Linked DNA regions of Homo sapiens: all the other regions are linked to region 1. The links are chromatin contacts, found by Hi-C or POLR2A ChIA-PET in ENCODE. All regions are on one chromosome and are shown on one strand. The core of a region is the stretch at or near the end of the contact, and the rest is flanking DNA. Distances in the headings are between cores, read along the strand shown. Region 1 has its middle 38 kb from the start of ARAF. Region 2 holds the start of SYN1 (synapsin I). Region 3 overlaps ELK1 (ETS transcription factor ELK1).

Region 1 (2,700 bases), core at 18-2,517:
GATTTCTAAACCTTGCTAGTCAGTTTGCCAATATTTTAACTTATACCTGTAGCATTTTAATGTCTATTTTATTCCATAAAGATGTATTGGGTACCAGATGTGTGCTTGACACATGGTTACCTGTGGGTCTTTTTATTTCAATTTCATCTTTTACACCAAAAGCTTCTAGGCCTGCCTCCACTATCCAGGTGCCCTGCACTCTCCATTAGGGTGCTGGGGCTAGGGCTCAGATGCCTAGATTCTCCTGAGAACCATCAGCCAGGGAAGAGGAGTTGGGAATGGAAAGCTGCCTTGTTTGTCCGGTACATATGCATATGTAGTTACTGGGGAATTGTAGTTACTGGGAAATTAAATCAGGGCCAACATGTGCATGTTTCTAACGTGGGGATAGATTTCTTCAATTCATTAGATCAATTGAGAGATTCTTAACTGTTTTGAACAGACAAATGTTGACAGGAGTTTATTTCCAGAGGCATATGGACTAAGAGTTTAGGTCTGTGGTGTATATCAGGGTGGGGATTGTTAAGGAAAAGGGATATCTGGGTATTAGGGGAAGGGGTGCACAGATATGTAGGACCGACCCACAGGCCTGGGTGACATCTGGACATCGCCTTACCAAGGAGCCCCGGTGCCCTCCTCAAGCCCTGCCCAGCTCCTTTTCCTGCCTGGCCACAGCCTGGGATGTACCTGGCTTCCCTTTATCTATAAAAAGGAAAGGCTTCCATTTATTTTAATATGAATTTATGCACATTCTACAAAGGCATTACCACACCTGCAGAAAACCATTGTTCGTACTTGGAGGGAGTTTTGATGATCATTCCTGTTCTGTGTATAGTTCACATTTTTACATGGAGATTTCTGTGTGTGTATCCTGCCTTTTTTGCTTTAATAGTACATGAAAATAATTTCCCATGATGTTACATAGTATTGATAAACAATTTTTCAAATGGTTCCATAATATTTTTAAAGAGACTGTCTACCTGAGTTTCTTTAATTTCATATTCCCTGTGGCTTCAGATGTTTCCTTTTTTAAGGATAATGCTTTGATAAGTATCTTTACACGCGTACGCGCACACACACATCCATCTCTGATCCATCAATCTATCAAAAGAAGAGGAGGATGGAGAAGATGGAGGAGGTGAGGGAAGAGGAAAGGAGGAGGGCTGCTCCTTCACGTCGTGAGCTCTGCGGGTGGTTGCGGAGCCTGGGTGAACACGACCGTGACCGTGGCTGCGAAGGCGGGCCCCGCCCTCTGACTGCGGACTACGCGGCGGCGCCTGTGCCGCAGTAGCGCTGGACCTTGGCCTCTGGCGGTCTCTGGCGCCCCCTCCCGTTCGCATCGTGAAGCTGGGCCGAGCCCGCTGCCCGCCGTTCCTCGCTCCTGTCTGCACCTCCTCCTCCGTTTTGCTTCCCTGCAGCTTTTGCCCCGCCCCCCTTCCCCTGCCTCCCCCTGGCCCTCCGCGTGTTAATTTAGGGGCCCCAACCCGGGGAACCCCTCGCAGAGCCAGCTGCTGTCGTTAGGCCCGGGTGAGTGAGCAGGACGAGAGGGCACGGCTGGCGACGGAGCCCCTCCCAGCGCTGCGGCGGGAGAGGGGGCTCAGCTCGAGTCGCCACCCGGACTCGCCGGACCCAGAGCTCCTCTTTGGGGTTCCCGCTCTCCCGCTCCCCGTGCTCCTGGGAAGAGGTTCTGGAAACGACCGAATCTGGGTGCAATCGGGGTGGCGCACAATCGCGCCCCTCCAGTCCCCTCTGCGGGCAGAGGAAGTGGGACTCGAGGACCAGAGCTCTCGGGCCTCCTGATCCAGGGACCTGCCATTTCCTGGCCCAGGACCCCGGGAATGCCCGAGCATGGCACCTCGACGTGGCAGGAAAACTGTTCAGGAGGCGGCAGAGGAGCCTGTGGGGGACGGGAGGCAGCCACCTCCCCGCGTCCTTCGAACCCTTTGCTTGGGCTGCCGGGCATCAATACCCCAACTCACCCAGCACCCCCTCTTCAGAATAACCTCAAAACCCAACCGGGCTCCTGGCCACAGGGCCTTCTCTTAGTCCAACCACCAGGCTGAGTGAATCCTCGTGGAGCCAGGAGGGTCCTCAGTGACCCTGCACAAACCCGTTATCAAGTCACCCCAAGTGGGATCCAATTAGCATCCTGTCTCACCCAGAATCGCCACTTACCACACCTCTACCTGCCTCTGTGTGCTTGGTCCCCACCATTTCTCCTGCAGTCCCAGACTAAGGAAGGACTGGACGGCCCGACCCAAGCCTCCCGCAAATGATTTTAAGGAAGGAGATGCCCCTCGGCAGCCAGACATGAGGATTGATTCCAGGACTCACCCAGCTGCTGCCCCAGGGACCCCACAGACTTCCCAAGCAGAGCCAGTTCCCTGGGAGGGCTGCATGGAGGAGGAGACCTGCCAACACTGGAGCCGAGGGGTTTCTACTGATTCATTCACAAAGCTTAGATCTCAGATCTTGGACACATGACTGAACTTCACAAAGTCTCAGGATCCACACACATTTTCCATTTATTCTTCTTATTTTATTTTATTTTTTAGACGGAGTCTTGCTCTGTCACCCAGGCTGGAGTGCAGTGGTGCGATCTCGGCTCACTGCAACCTCCACCTCCCGGGTTCCAGCAATTCTCCTGCCTCAGCCTCCTGAGTAGCTGGGATTACAGGCGCCTGCCGCCACACCTGGCTA
Region 2 (2,700 bases), core at 150-2,649, 96 kb after region 1:
ATGTTTTCTAGATCCACTGTAGGGAAAGGTCTTTGAGGAGACGGTCTGAAGATGAGTCACACAAAGAAGGTTCAAAACTGCTCATGGAACTCACTGGAGGAAAATGATTTGTTTGAGAAGGGGTTTGGGGGTGCGGCACGTATCAGGCACTTAACAAATGCTTCCTAGATCCTTTGGAGAAAAGGCCCTCAGAGAGAGGGCTTGGAGTTGGGGCACAGAGAAGGCATCCAATCAAAACTCACAGGATCCATGAAAGGCAAAGCTTTTGGAGAGAAGCTGGGGTGGGATACACAGCAGGTACTCAATGTTTACTAAATAGTTTAAAAGGGCTTTAAGGACGGAGCTGGGGTGGGACACATAGCATAGACTGGACACATGCTCACAAGACCCATTAGAGAAGGCCTCAGGGCAAGGGTTGAGGAGAACAGGACAGTATCAGGCTCTCAAAGAATGCTCACAAACCTCATTGAAATCAAAGGCCTTGGGGAAGGGCTCTTGGATGAGGCATACTGCAGGTACTAGATAAGTGCTCACAAGATCCATTAGAGGACAAGGCCTATGGGGCAAGGGTTGGGGAGGGTAGGAAGGACACGTTCGGTTTTCGAAGGCTCATAGGATATATTGAAGCCAAAGACTTTTGGGGGAGGGGTAGTAGGGAACAGGTACGCAGCAGGTGCCTGATAATTGCTCCCTGGATCCATCAAGGTTTAAGGGGCGGAGGGGGGCGACAAGGGCGGGGCACAGAGGAAGCATCCAGCTTAATAATTTAAAGGAAAAAGATTTAGGTGAGAGGGCCAGGTGTCAGGCACACAAGCGGCGCTCGATAATTGCTCATTCGCAGAAGAACGATCTGGGGACCCAGGCCCACGGGAGACGTCCGCGGCAGTGGCTTACCAGTCGGTGTGCGGCTCGTCGATGACCAGCAGCACCCTGGAGGCGGCTCCCCCGCGGCCTGCGCCCCCAGAGCCGCCGCCCACCTGCTCGCTGAAGGTGGCAGCTGCCGCCGCCGTGGTCTGCTTGACCGCGTTGGACAGCGACGAGAAGAAGCCACCGCCCCCCGAGGACCCGGGGCTAGGGGCGGCCGGAGAGGCCGCTGGGGCGACCCCGGAGGACCTCTCGGCAGTGGCGGTCCCGGGACCGGGCGTGGCTCCGGGGCTGTGGGCACCGGGCGGCGGTGGGGGCGGCTGCGGACGCTGCAGGTCTGTCATGTACCCATTTGGCAGATTGGCCATAAAGTTGCTGTCCGACAGGCGGCGCCGCAGGTAGTTCATGGCTGCGACTTGGGGCAGGGGGTCCTAGGGGTGGTCTGGCCAGGAGCCGCGGGGGCGGACTGCGCGGTGCCCAGGAGCACAGCTGCGCTCTCAGGCACGACACGACTCCTCCGCTGCCCACCGCAGACTGAGGCAGCGCTGAGTCGCCGGCGCCGCAGCGCAGATGGTCGCGCCCGTGCCCCCCTATCTCGCGCCTCGCGTGGTGCGGTCCGGCTGGGCCGGCGGCGGCGCGGACGCGACCAAGGTGGCCGGGAAGGGGAGTTTGCGGGGGACCGGCGAGTGACGTCAGCGCGCCTTCAGTGCTGAGGCGGCGGTGGCGCGCGCCGCCAGGCGGGGGCGAAGGCACTGTCCGCGGTGCTGAAGCTGGCAGTGCGCACGCGCCTCGCCGCATCCTGTTTCCCCTCCCCCTCTCTGATAGGGGATGCGCAATTTGGGGAATGGGGGTTGGGTGCTTGTCCAGTGGGTCGGGGTCGGTCGTCAGGTAGGCACCCCCACCCCGCCTCATCCTGGTCCTAAAACCCACTTGCACTCATACGCAGGGCCCTCTGCAGATACTCGGTTTGTAGTGTTGATATTCAACTCAGAAGGCATTTTTTGGGGGGAGGGGGGCACTGGAAGCACACTCAGAGACACGAAAGTAGAGAAATAACCCCCTCACAGAGGGGGGTGAGGTCACACGCAGTGCCCGCGGGGAGATTAGTCTCCCACATCCACACAGGCTCAGCTAGGCAGAGAGCGGGGGCGTCACAGACAGCATCAGACAAGCGGAGGTGGACACTTGGGTGGTGTACACACCCTTGCCCAAGGTGGCAAGGGGGGCCTGGAGGCACACAAGAAATGACACACATATAAACACACACAAAAGTGAGGAAACATACGAGGGCATGTACAGACAGAACACACGCCAATCTAGGTATACATACAGACATACAAGTCCAGAGTAACACACATGGGCATGTTACATACATGCATGCATACACCCATACCCCCACACACACAGGTAACACACTGACACACAGAGACCCAGGGAAACTCATATGAGCATACACTTGCAGACAAAACACATTCCCACCGATGATCATGGAGAAACCTAGATCTGCAACACAGACATTCTCTGCAGCCCTAGCCCTGGTGCGTGTCCACCCCCACACCAGAACACACTTGGTATATACGCCACCATCCCTTTGCTCTGGACACCGCCAAAACTCACGATAACTACCTGATGTCATCAGTGCCCATGGCTGTCTCCCCCTGCACCCAAGAACTTTCCACAGAGGCAGGCCCATCCCATGGTGCACACACAGTAGGTACCAAATAATGTTTGCATATGAGCAAATGAGGTAGTCCAAGCAGAGGTGGGATATGGGAACCTGTCAAATCTTTATGATTCTGACTACAATAAAAGCACTAATTCATAATCATTTGTTCA
Region 3 (2,700 bases), core at 201-2,700, 110 kb after region 1:
AACCACCCTAAAAGGTTAGGTCAGGCTCCTCCCAGTGGCCTTCAAAAAATAAATAAATAAACCGCCCCTACCATTGAAGTAGGAGACGTGTAAGGGCGGCCACTGGGGGACTGACAGAAAACAGAGAAGTTGTGGAAGCTGTGTGTTTTCTGTGGAGGAGATAATGAGAGTTACTCTTGGGAGTAATTCTTCCCAAGGATCCCCACCCCACCACAATCAGAGCATGAGTCTTTCAGTTGAACTATGTTTCTCCTTGAGATGGCTGGCTGGAGAGAGCATGGATGGAGTGACCCCAGAAGGGGTGGTGGTGGTGGTGGTAGTAGTCATGGCTTCTGGGGCCCTGGGGAGAGCACCACGGGGGTCGAGAGGCCATCCACGCTGATAGAAGGGATGTGCACCTGGGCGCTGCCACTGGATGGAAACTGGGGGCAAAAAGAGGGAGAGGTCACAGATGGGGGCCATTCTTGGGTCTCTCACCCTGTCCAAAACGGGGAAAGAGGATCCTACCTGGAAGGAGAGCTTGGCCGGGCTACGGGGCGCAATGGGACTCAGGGTGCTCCAGAAGTGAATGCTAGGAGGCAGCGAGCTGGGTGTCAGCAGCACCGGGGTCTGTGGGGAGAGGGTGGTCGGAGCTCAAGTGAGTAGAAAGTAGATGTGGGATGCTGGAAGGGACTTGGTCCCGGCCCCACCACAGATTTCCCACTCACACTCCCAGGGTCACTCCCCAAAGTGCACACACCTAGATGGTAACCATGGAGGCCATGCCTATGATCTCTCAAACTCTGCAGACACCCCCCACTCCCCACTCCCGAGAGCCCACCCTCAGTTGCTGAGACCTCATTGGTCAAGACCACCCACAAGACCCTATCCAAATGCTGCTCTCAAACCTCTCAAGTCACCATCCCAACAGCTCAGGGTCAACTTCCAACTCATGTCCCACCCATGAAACCCCATATGCACATCCCAGACCAAAAAGCCCTGCTCAGGTTCCTTAAGCCACACCCCAACCTAGAAACAGTCCCACAGAAAGACCCTCGGTCCCACCCACAAAAGTCCCCAGCCCTGCCCTTCACTAATCAAACCCCATCCCTCCAGCCAGCATCAGCCCAGTCAATCACACTCAAAGGCTCCACCCTCTTCAGGAACAACCACACTCACCCTCCTCTGATTCCTGTCAGTCACCCGCCACATGCCAATCCCATTGGTGCTGGCGCCCACACACCCCACCCCTCCGCAGGCACTCACCAATGTATGCGTAGGAAGCAGGGATGGGGTCAGCGCCGGCCCCGGAGCCTGGAGGCCGGAGCCACTTCCCGATCCTGGGGTCCGTTCGGGTCCCGGCCCACCTAGCAGGCTCGGGCTGAGTGGAAGCTCTAGGTCCCGGGGCTTCCGGCCCTTCTGCGGCTGGGAGATCTCAGGGCTGGAAGCCGCATGGCCGCCCGCCTGCCCTGCGGTGTCCATAACAACCGCGGGCAGCCGGGCTGGCACGCCCTCCTGTGGAGGGACTTCTGGCTCGGCCTTGGTGGTTTCTGGCACAAACCCTCTCTCCCCCGCAACTTCCAACTCTTCCTTGGGCCCTTCTACTTTCACTTCTGGGGGCAAAGCCCGGCCCAAACCCGGCTCCACATTAAGCTCTTCCGATTTCAGGTTTGGGGCCTCGGGCGGGGTCAGGATGACCTGGTAGAGGAGCAGGCACAAAGAGGGTGTGTAAGGATTGTTGGGACCACAGGATTCTCCTGTGGGCCACCCAGTGATTTCCCCGGGAAGGTGGCACTTGGTACTCAGGGCATGACTGCACATCAGAGCAAGTCCTCCAACAGGACATAGGACTTCGTCAAGGAAGTAGGGCTTCCTCTGGGGCAGGTCCTCCTATGGGACAGGGGACTTGGGGTGAGACAACCTGAAGCGGGTAGGAATCTGAGGGATACCATCCTCATTCATTAAAACAGTGGTTCTCAAAAATTTACCTTCCTCTGGACCAGCAATATCTGCCTCATTTGGTAACAAGTTAAAAATGCAAATTATTGGGCCCCTCCCCAGCCCCACAAATTCAGAAACTCTGGGGGTGTGCCTGGCAATCTGTGGTTTAACAAGACCTACAGGTGATTCTGATGAGCACTAGAGTGCGAGAACCAGTGCATTAAACATATTCCAGGCACCTACATGTTCGGCAGCTACTAACTGTAGCACAGTATTCTCCCCTTTCTGTCTCAGGATTTGTGTAGCTCTCTGCCCCACCCCTCCTTCTAAGAGGATGTCTTCCTTCCACCATTATCTCCTTTAACGGGACAGCTATGTCTCTTCTACCAGCCTCCCTCGTCATCCGGGGATTACACATCCCTCCTCTTTACTGCCTCCTCTTACTGAATTTCTATATTCCAGTCCTTACCTGCAGAGGCAAGCCGGCCTCTTCAGCCTCCAGACAGGCCTCCAAGGGGCTTGGACTGGTGCTCCTGCTCCCCGAGGGGGGCGCTGCTGCCCCTGCAGGAGCTGCACTGGGGAGCACCACAGCAGGCCGAGGATGAGGGGGTGGCTGCGGCTGCAGAGACTGGATGGTGAAGGTGGAATAGAGGCCCGAGCGCATGTACTCGTTCCGGCTGCTGCGTGCCAAACCGCCTGGGCCTGCCATTCCTGCACCCTTGGGTGTGCCTGGCTTTCCAGAGACAGTGTCCCCTGGGGCGGCATGTATAGCAGCAGGGG

The links. A loop is a pair of places that touch in the nucleus more often than their neighbours do. ChIA-PET counts read pairs that join two places held with the same protein, here RNA polymerase II (POLR2A). Pooled maps may share reads with other maps.
Region 2: a pooled map shows a loop between it and region 1 (2.7-fold over the local background). The contact joins the promoter of SYN1 here to the enhancer-like site in region 1. A Hi-C loop is called at or near these places in 7 of 50 pooled maps. POLR2A ChIA-PET finds 5 or more read pairs at or near these places in 2 of 52 experiments (WTC11 and activated T-cell).
Region 3: a loop to region 1 is called in a pooled map, with 2.3 times the contacts of the local background. The contact joins two enhancer-like sites. A Hi-C loop is called at or near these places in 3 of 168 maps with a recorded cell type or tissue (heart left ventricle and ovary) and 9 of 50 pooled maps. POLR2A ChIA-PET finds 5 or more read pairs at or near these places in 4 of 52 experiments (IMR-90, WTC11, activated T-cell and 1 more).

Annotation. Positions count from the first base shown.
Region 1 is chrX:47,522,249-47,524,948 of GRCh38, forward strand. No RefSeq gene overlaps it. Among named protein-coding and RNA genes, the nearest start is that of ARAF, 38 kb to the right of the region's middle. RefSeq lists silencers at 1,410-1,479, 1,540-1,589. Within about 2 kb of position 1,268, at least 4 of the 41 ENCODE cell types and tissues checked have a DNase peak (open chromatin) inside an H3K27ac peak, as active enhancers do.
Region 2 is chrX:47,618,458-47,621,157 of GRCh38, forward strand. SYN1 (synapsin I) reads right to left here and starts at 1,400. Exons shown (of 13, transcript NM_006950.3): 1 at 895-1,400. The coding sequence starts at 1,271. RefSeq lists silencers at 1,413-1,707, 1,414-1,623.
Region 3 is chrX:47,636,506-47,639,205 of GRCh38, forward strand. It overlaps ELK1 (ETS transcription factor ELK1), which reads right to left. Exons shown (of 7, transcript NM_001114123.3): 4 at 2,390-2,700; 5 at 1,246-1,677; 6 at 508-609; 7 at 1-422. The coding sequence ends at 324. Among named protein-coding and RNA genes, the nearest start is that of CFP, 7.9 kb to the left of the region's middle. Within about 2 kb of position 1,451, at least 5 of the 41 ENCODE cell types and tissues checked have a DNase peak (open chromatin) inside an H3K27ac peak, as active enhancers do.